Regions from separate parts of the Homo sapiens genome. Here all the other regions are linked to region 3. Evidence: chromatin contacts called from ENCODE Hi-C or POLR2A ChIA-PET data. All regions are on one chromosome and are shown on one strand. The core of a region is the stretch at or near the end of the contact, and the rest is flanking DNA. Distances in the headings are between cores, read along the strand shown.

The links. Hi-C counts contacts between places; a loop is a spot of excess contacts on that map. ChIA-PET counts read pairs that join two places held with the same protein, here RNA polymerase II (POLR2A). Pooled maps may share reads with other maps.
Region 1: a loop to region 3 is called in a pooled map, with 4 times the contacts of the local background. The contact joins the enhancer-like site here to the promoter of SYPL1 in region 3. A Hi-C loop is called at or near these places in 2 of 50 pooled maps. POLR2A ChIA-PET finds 5 or more read pairs at or near these places in 3 of 52 experiments (H1 and activated T-cell).
Region 2: a loop to region 3 is called in a map of gastrocnemius medialis, with 7 times the contacts of the local background. The contact joins the promoter of BCAP29 here to the promoter of SYPL1 in region 3. A Hi-C loop is called at or near these places in 2 of 168 maps with a recorded cell type or tissue (gastrocnemius medialis and posterior vena cava) and 9 of 50 pooled maps.

What each region holds. Positions count from the first base shown.
Region 1 is chr7:104,982,369-104,985,458 of GRCh38, reverse strand. LINC01004 (long intergenic non-protein coding RNA 1004) reads left to right here. Exons shown (of 1, transcript NR_039981.2): 1 at 1-3,090. Among named protein-coding and RNA genes, the nearest start is that of LINC01004, 7.3 kb to the left of the region's middle. RefSeq lists enhancers at 1,245-1,544, 1,845-1,934. Within about 2 kb of position 1,523, at least 38 of the 41 ENCODE cell types and tissues checked have a DNase peak (open chromatin) inside an H3K27ac peak, as active enhancers do.
Region 2 is chr7:107,578,693-107,581,629 of GRCh38, reverse strand. BCAP29 (B cell receptor associated protein 29) reads right to left here and starts at 1,384. Exons shown (of 8, transcript NM_018844.4): 1 at 1,329-1,384; 2 at 766-871. The coding sequence starts at 857. DUS4L-BCAP29 (DUS4L-BCAP29 readthrough) reads right to left here. Exons shown (of 13, transcript NR_163941.2): 7 at 766-871. RefSeq lists an enhancer at 877-946 and a silencer at 1,037-1,526.
Region 3 is chr7:106,110,861-106,113,803 of GRCh38, reverse strand. SYPL1 (synaptophysin like 1) reads left to right here and starts at 1,492. Exons shown (of 5, transcript NM_182715.4): 1 at 1,492-1,664. The coding sequence starts at 1,596. RefSeq lists silencers at 1,085-1,144, 1,225-1,714, 1,725-1,974 and an enhancer at 1,430-2,262.

The DNA.
Region 1 (3,090 bases), core at 274-2,773, 1.1 Mb after region 3:
GGTGGGTTCAGTATAAACAAACATGGTACTCTCAAATGACTGTTGATGGGCTATTAAATTACATTAGTATCCTGTGAACCCTGGTCATAGCTGGAAAGGAGAATCTTTTGAGAAATGGAAAAACCAGGTTATTTGTACATAAGGAATATGTCTTTTAAACACCCCCAAAGTATAGATTAAGACGTGATTGATGAAAAGTCTCCATTTTCTAATGATGGTTTTATGAAACCAAAGTATTTACAACTAAGAACCAACCATCTGATCGCCAGTAGAGAGTGGAAAATAGGAAAGGGTAACGTCTCAGTATGGTATCTGGAGTAGTCTGGCTAGGACCATAAACTTCATTTTGTTTACAAGTTCCCAGAAAATAAGCCTGAATGAGCTTAGAGCTTAATACTTCCAGTGATGGTTCTCTCTTCCCTCAAGTATACAGATTAACTATTTTTGTGCCGTGGGCCTTTTGACAGCCCCCAAAAGCCCGTGGATCCCATCTCAGAATGTTTTACATGTGTATTACATAATGCTCACACATTCTAAATTTTATCTACCGACTCCTAGTTAGAAATCCCTTGCAAGGGGTGTTAGGGTTCTGAGAGAAGGCTGGTAAGTAATGAGGCTTTTAACTTATTTCAGTATCCTGTTCAGGTCGGGAATATGTTGTGTTCTAATTACTCTAGTTTCCAGCTCAATTGGTGTTGGAGAAACTAGCCCACTTATAAGTGGCTCAAATGAAAACCCACGGGGAGGCATTTTTCTTTAATAAGCAACCCTAAGCCCCCTTTGAAGTCAGTCTGACTAATCAAAAGAAAGAGGTTATATATCCCAGTTTTGACCTTTTGTGAAAATAGCCCTTTTACTGTATGTGATATATTATTGGCATCTCATTCTGCACAGTCCAAATGATGTAGACAAAATAGTGATTGGTATATAACTATGGACACCGAAGATCCACTGCAAGGCCTGCCGATCACTTTACACAGAAGGAGCCCCTTTCCTGAGGTCCGCTTGCTCGCTCGGGGTGGGGTGGTACTTTGCCCTAGTAAACTACCAAGCAGTCCGAACGTTCGCTCCTCTGGAAGACCGAGTTGTGGGCGGCTGCGCTGCGGGGGCAAACTCGCCGCATGCCCGCTGGCCAGAGCGAGTCGGGGCCTGGCGTTAGGGCAATCCAGACTGGCCGGCATGGTACAGGGCGTATCCCTAGCCGCCTTCTGTGTCATATGGGGCGCCGCCCTCCAGCCTAGGAGAGGCGGCCGCTAGGAGGGGCAGAAGGGCCTTGTCTGCCCCGGTCTGAATACCCCAGGCGGGGTCGGAAAGCGGGTCACAGAAGAGCCCAGTAAACTGCAGGGGTGCAGCTCGTCTCCAGGAACCGGCAACCCCCAGGGCCGCACAAGCCGGTAACAACCCATAATCCGATCCTGTCTTCGGGATCAGAAGAGAGGACAGCTGGCCCGCGCGCCAGCTCAGTTCCTCCTCCGCATTCTTCAGGAGGAGCCCCAGAAACGCACTTCCGCCGCGCGGGCCTGCCTCCACGCAGGGCGCGTCCTAGGCCGGTTCATTTCCGCCCAGCGCTTTCTGTGGCTAGGGGAGTCAGGGGTTTCCTTTTCCCTTATTCGGGCTCTTATGTTACCCCCGTTTTCCGTTGAACCCTTTTCTCCCCTCTTGCCCTCCAAAAAAGCAGTCTGCTGCCGCTCCCGACTTTTCTCGCTGAGACACCGTCAGCTCACTCCGAGCCCAGCACAGCGGCCATCTTCGGTAAATTCTGGCAGCAGCCCGCCTGTTCATTGTCCTGTGTGCCCAGAGGAAAGAACTACTCATTTTTCGTGATCAAGCTAGGGGAGGCAGGAGCAATAATGGCCCTGCTATAGGACTGGCTTTTATTTGAATTCCAACTCTTCTGCCACCTTAACCAGCTGTATCCAGATTTTAAAAGTTAATCTATCCGAGCCTCTTATTAAATATTAGGTTGATGAGATGATGCATGCAAAGCGCTTAGAACAGTACTAGGCATAAAGCGTCCGACATAAAGGTTAAGTAAAAGTAAGGAAAAGCTATGGGGATGTATTGAGTATCTCTTTGCCCAATGACGTATTAGTCGTATTAAATATGGAAAGTGCCTTTGATTCGCCGTGCCCATGGGAGAAGGCATAGGAATGGCCTTTTCCCACCTGTAATCAGAGAGCAGGTGTTTCAAGAACGCCTCAATATGTTTGCGATCTCTCACGCAGCCTTTCAGGCTCCTAATTCCTACGAAGTTTCCGCTTTTATTCAAATTGGCTCACTCCTTTTTGCAGGGCTTTGTACTGAATGAGTATTCTTTTAAGGGTGGTGGACAAGCAAAGGTTTGGTAGCATCACATTTTTAATTTCACAGGGAAAATGGGTATGAAACATCTTCCCAAGTACATCTTAGACTGCCAGCTGACAGCAAGCCATAATGCTCCCCAGCTCTTGGGCCCTACACCCCCTCTCCCCCATCCCCGCTTTAGTTCTTTGTCATTGCTCATGGACAGCTGGTTTGGGGACCAGGTGCAGATGATGGGAGGTGTCTGAAAAACAGCAAGTGAGAAATGCTAGTTTTGTTGTTTTAAGTTGCACTGATGACTCCAGTAGTTATCTGTGCTGCTTGTGATAATTTATAAGGCAATGATAACGAATTAAACATACAAAAGATTATTATCTTCCACAGGAAAAAAAAACTGCAAACTTGTGACACCATTTATGATCCACTTAGTCTTGAGATACTGAGTAATAGAACTTTCTCCTTTTAGGCTGAGTTATGAACTTCGGTTTGGTTTCTTTCTGCAATCCCTGCAGGGCCATAAATTCTTGGCCCTTAAGACTGGGTGGCCCATAACAGACTCAGTGATACCATCAGTAACCACAATTCACACTGGAGTCAAGTTATCTGATTCCCACACCAGTTGGAGAACTGGAGATTCCTTAGAACTTTTAACTGTCATGTTTTCAAAGTTGACATGGAAAATTTTACATGAAGCTTAAAAATACAACTAATCTGTGGTGATAGAGACGAGAAGAGTTAAGCTCTAAAATTAGAAGAGCAGTTCGTTTTGAGGCAGCACTGATTGGGAGG
Region 2 (2,937 bases), core at 135-2,634, 1.5 Mb before region 3:
AGGAGTATGAACAAATATCTTGCAATATTTTTATTACATGTGTATTTCCCCATTCATACTATCAAATTTCTGGATCTAAAATTAAACGACTAAAAAGTAGATTACTGCAAGGGTAAAATGAACCACTGCTTGGCTTGAAACACTGTACTTGGTTCTTCAAGACCTTAGAAGTTCCGTCACTAACGAACTAATGCTAATACATGGTTGTGATACTTTTCACATTCAGCACTTTTAATATACATTCATTAATTTTATGTGAAATCAAAAGTAGTAAAATTGTCATTAATGAAACTAACGGTTACAAAGGCGAAAACTAAGAATAATTTATTGGCTTTGGTTTCTAAATTGCTGTTCCAGTGCCTCAGTGAAACACTTTTACACCCATGCTGTACTGTAAACATGATTTATCCACTTATATTTATTTAGTTCATGGCTCCAATTCAGGGCAATAAAACAAAGGTAAAACCTGAGACAAGGCAGGGCAGGTGTTAAAAGTATAATCGTTGCTTTATTATATCTGTAATCAACAGAATCAAAAGTATAGGCGCCTTTTCTTTTAGAAGGGAAGAAAAAGTTATTTCACTTGTACACGTAACAGAGTTTTATATAAAATGTTATTTTAATATTGTCATTATATACTACCTAATTCGTTAGGTGAGTTTATTTTCAAAGACTTTCGAAACTTTTTAATGTTCAGAAAACTTTTTCCATTTTACATTAAGAGCGATCCAATATTTATTAGTTAACGATTTGAAGGTTTCCTACCTCTGAGGAGGAATAAAAGGTAGGCAGAAGATTAAAATGAGTCCTATTTCGGCATAAAGAAAGGTTGCCACTGCAGCCCATTGGAGTGTCATTTTTTTCTTCACACCTAAATGGAAAAACACTTATTTTCTCTTGCTTCCTTTCAAACAAAACCGGGTTCAAGGCCCCGAGGCGCAGCGTTTTTGTCCAGGGGATGGACAGTGTTCCACCTTCCCCCACCTGGGAAGGCAAGCACGGACCCCGGTCAGGAAGGGGAAAAGGGTGGCCCGGGAAGCGGGTGTCGCCACCTCCCTGGGAGTCGTGGGAACTGGCGAGGCGGCTCGCTGGCCACTGCCTTTTCCGCCAGCTTCGCGGCGACAGAAGCCCAACGCCTCCCTCCACCAACGCCCGGCTTCCCGGCCCTCCCGCTCCCAGAAGGCGCCGCGGGCCCTCGACCACCGCGCCGCGGACCGGGCCGGGCCGGGTCGGGCCAGGCCAGCTCCGCGGGGTTCTCCAGACCAGGCAGCGGCGCTCTCCCTCCGCGGCCTACGCCCCACGGGTCCCCGGGTCGCAGAAGCCCTTACCCGCCGGCAGCCCGCCTGGCTCCCTGCGCTGCTCCGCGGCCGCCGACGCGCGGGACGTCAGACGCCGCGGCTGGGCGGGGGAGGGGAGCCAGGGCCCCACCCCGCCTCACGCCCCGCAGGCTCCCGCCCGCGGGTCCGTCCCGGCTGAGGTCACAGGCGGCGCGACCACGTTTATTGGCAACAGTTGTTTTCTAATTGGCGGCAGGTCAGAGAATGAGTTAGACTTTTGACCTGATGCTTGGAGGTCGGAGCGCAACTTCTTCAGGAGGACAGACTTTCCACTGCTAAGTGCGGCCCCGGCGGGAGGGTGCCGGGGTCCAGGTCTAAGGAGCGGCGCCGGGCGGCGGGGCTGGATTGGGTGGTGCAAATTCAGCGAACGCGCTTAAGACGCACTCCTTTCCGGTCACCTACTCTCTCTTCATGGTGGGAACTGTTTGTGTCCAGAATTAAGCTATATTTAATAAAGGGCCAGGATGAGGTGGTCGTGCAGCATTTTGTTCTGGAGAACCTAGGATCAACTGTATGTCACAACATATTCCGTAGGCGTTCCCGTTCCCGTCCATGGGCTGGGAAGAGACAGTAAACTTTACCGTGATGTTTGGGGACTGGTACGAAAGGTGGGTATGGGGATATTCTTTCACTATTTTCCAGCTTTTCAAACTGTGCGTGTACATTTAAGTTGTTGAGTTTTTTCAATATTGACAACGTATCAGGAATTTAATAAAAGTACTATCCTGGTAACAATTATTTGGGGAATAGTAAATAAATGTTGAAAATTGATAATTATAGAATATAAAACATTCAAAAACACATTTAAGTTGGTGCTTTTTCTTAATTTATCACTAATATTCTGGATCACATGTAACAGAAAAAATAGAAAAATAGACTTTGAACATAAATTAACCATAAGGAAGATTTTTTTTTTTTTTTTGAGATGGAGTCTCCCAATGTCGCCCAGGCTGGATTGTGGTGGTGCGATCTCGGCTCACTGTAGCCTCTGCCTCCCAGGTTCAAGTGATTCTCTGGCCCCAGTCTCCAGAGTGGCTGGGATTACAGGCGCCTGCCACCATGCCTAGCTAATTGTTGTATTTTTAGCAGAGACAGGGTTTCACCATGTTGGCCAGGCTGGTCTCGAACTCCTGGACTCAAGTGATCTGCCTGCCTTGGCCTCCCAAACTGTTGGGATTACAGGTGTGAGCCACCGCGCCTAGCCAGGAAGTTACTTTTTTTTTTTTTTTTTTGAGACAGAGTCTTGCTCTGTTGCCCAGGCAGGAGTGCAGTGGCGCAATCTCAGCTCACTGCAAGCTCCACCTCCCAGGTTCACACCATTCTCCTGCCTCAGCCTCCTGAGTAGCTGGGACTATAGGCGCCCGCCACCACGCCCAGCTAATTTTTGTATTTTTAGTAGAGACGGGGTTTCACCGTGTTATCCAGGATGGTCTTGATCTCCTGACCTCGTGATCTGCCCGTCTTGGCCTCCCAAAGTGCTGGGATCACAGGCGTGAGCCACCGCGCCCGGCCAGGAAGTTACTTTTAATCAAAAGTGTTAGAACTTCTTGCCCATCCACGCTGGTTCCTTCCAAACACCGAGCACATTACTCTAGTGATG
Region 3 (2,943 bases), core at 243-2,742:
CCCGCTGCAACCCCCCCACCTCCCGGTTCAAGCGATTCTCCTGCCTCAGCCTCCTGAGTAGCTGGGATGACAGGCGCGTGCTACCACGTCAGGCTAATTTTTTTGGTATCTTTATAAGAGACGGGGTTTCACCATGTTAGCCAGGTTGGTCTTGAACTCCTGACCTCACGATCCGCCGGCCTCGGCCTCCCAAAGTGCTGGGATTACAGGCGTGAGCCACCGCGCCCAGTTCTTAATGTTATTTCAAAATGAGATATGCCATTAGGTGCTCATTGAGCACTGACTGTGCTGGGGACTGAGGAACGGGAGCCAAGATAAACATAAAGATTGTCTCTGTCTGCATAGAAAATGAAATGTATTTTTTGCACTCTCTGGACAGCAAACAAGGAGATAGGTCTCGAAAGAGAAAGGGTTCGCTTACTACAAGGACGTTCAATAACAGTTGTCAACCCTGACGGAATAACCTCAGTGGCAAGTAGCCTGCAAATCATATTCGTGCTTGAAATTCAGGTAAGTCCTTGGAAGCTGGTTTTTCATATACACGAATATGACCACATTCCAGCTGTCCAGGAACTTTCCAGGTACTGAAGAAGCCAGGAAGGAGATCACACTACCTTGGGGCTCCCGTAACTGCGTGCCAAGAGGAAAGTATCACCTAAGCCGAATCTTAAAGGGGTCAGCTTCTTGAAGAAAGATACCAACGATGCCTTAAAAAGAGGACTGTCGACCGACAGCGTAGAAGAGGTGAAAGTGTAGGTCACCGAGGGCCTGTCCGGCCACGCCTTTCCTTTTAGGTATAAACTTACTTCATTTTTCAACCATGGCTGCGATGGTAACTTTGAAAATAAACCTAATTTCCATACGAATATTTGGTGATTCACACTTTCGAGGCACCCCACAGCACGGTAGCCAGAAGTCTGTTGTTTTGCAATTTTAATCAAAGGCCCCTAACACATGCCTTGAAACACAACTTCATCTGTGCCAATACATTATAAATTCATAAAAAAGTTGAGATCTGTTAAGGGAAGGAGAGGTCAGCTTCGGTGTAGTGAGCTCAGCTGTGGTGAGCTCGGGGTCAAGTGAGGGTGTCTCTGAGGCCAGCGCCCCCAAGCTGCGCAGGAGCGGGCGTGGGCGCCCCCGGGTCAGGGCTCTTCGCAGTCGCGCGGGTCCGGAAGCGCGGCGCGGGCCCAACGAGCGCACGCGTACACGCGTGCGCAGGGGAAGACCGAGTGCCAGGGGCTGAACCGCAGGGAAGGGGGCGCGGCGCACGCAGTATGGCGCCCAACATCTACTTGGTTCGCCAGCGGATCAGTCGACTCGGCCAGGTGCGGCCTGAGGAGAAGCCTCCCGGTCTCCGCCCCGGCCCGCCCCTCGCCTCCCCAGCCGCCCCACTCCGTTTCCGCCCCAGAGTCTCAGCCAGCAGCTCAACCGCCGCCGCTCCGCCCCGCCCCGCCCCACGGCCGCCCGGGCCCGCCTCCGAGCCCGGCCAGCGCGCCAGCCCCGCCTGCCCTTCCTCGCCACCGGGCTGCTCTGGTCTCGTCGGTCCCCTCCTCCGCCCCGTCGTCCTGACTCTCTCTCCCTCCTTTCCTCAGAGGATGTCCGGCTTCCAGATCAACCTCAACCCGCTCAAGGAGCCACTCGGCTTCATCAAGGTCCTCGAGTGGGTGAGTGCAGCCCGCGCCGGCCAGGCCCGCCTGCCGCTCGGCGCGGCGCCCTAGGCGGGGAGACGGGGACCTGCGAGCCGGGACGCAGCCCTGCCGCGCGGGCTTTGAGGCCGCCGCCCCGGGACTGGGAGTGGACGGCAGGGAGGGCAGGGAGGCCGCGGCCTGGGCCGCGCGGGGCGGAGACGCCGCGGCGGGCGTCGAATCACGAGCTCCTCGGCCGCCTGGCTCCCAGGGGAGCCACCCTCCCACACCGGAGCTCCCCTCTGGGTGTCCCCGTGGAGTGGGAGTTCAAATTTCCCCTTGGCTCCACTGCCTCCCGCAGAGGAAGGGAAAACTTCCTGCTGCGGTCTAACCGAAACCCGGCGGCCGGCGTCGCGCTCTGCGGAGAGGCTCAGCGGTTACGTCCCTGCCGGTGCCCACTCGAGGTCTAGCTCCCTGGGAAGCCGATTTTGTCTTGTAGACGTGATTTGGCGAGCATTCCGTTCTTAATTTGTTTTTAAGATGGGCTCCGAGTTAAAAATAGTAAAAAAATAAACTGTGGGCCAGGGAAACTAAAGAAAGTCCTTTTAACAAAACGCATCGAGTCAGATCGGTTCACTTAATAACACGTTAGGAATGGACATCGAGTTTGTTTGGGGTATTTCCAAACAACATCCTGTTTAGAAAGTCAGCTTTTAGTCCTTTCCTGAGAACACTCACAATCATTAACATCAAAGAACGCTTATTAATTCGACCTTGGCAATGATCAGTTACTTGGAGGAGTTGGTGAATATACCAGGCACTGCGGGCTTCCTTCAAACTTCGCGGCCCACTACATATTTCTGCAGGCAAGTTGTGTTTATAGACAGCAGCATTTACATCCATAGCTTTTTCGCCCTTTTCCTTAGTGATAGAGTGGTGAAGAAGAATAAGAACTTTCAATTTCCTGTTCTAAATAACCTACCGAGGATGTTTTTAAAAGCAGCGTAGAAACTCAGTTTCTCTGATGGGTACCTAATGTGATTTCCTACTTGGACCATTGTAACCGCGCAAGGGGTTAGGCAATTTCACCATTCACTGAACATTTTGTGTGTTTTCTGAAAACTGAAGTAGTGCTGACTTCACACAAATGACTACTTGAAAGACGCATAAATAAATATACTTGATTTTTTTAAACCTAAGTCCAGATTTAAGTATAAAGAAAACCATGATTAAAGCATTTAAAAATTGCAAGAGGAAAATCTCATTAACGAGGCTAATCAAATATGAACGTTAAGAAAGTCTTATATCTAGATTTAGT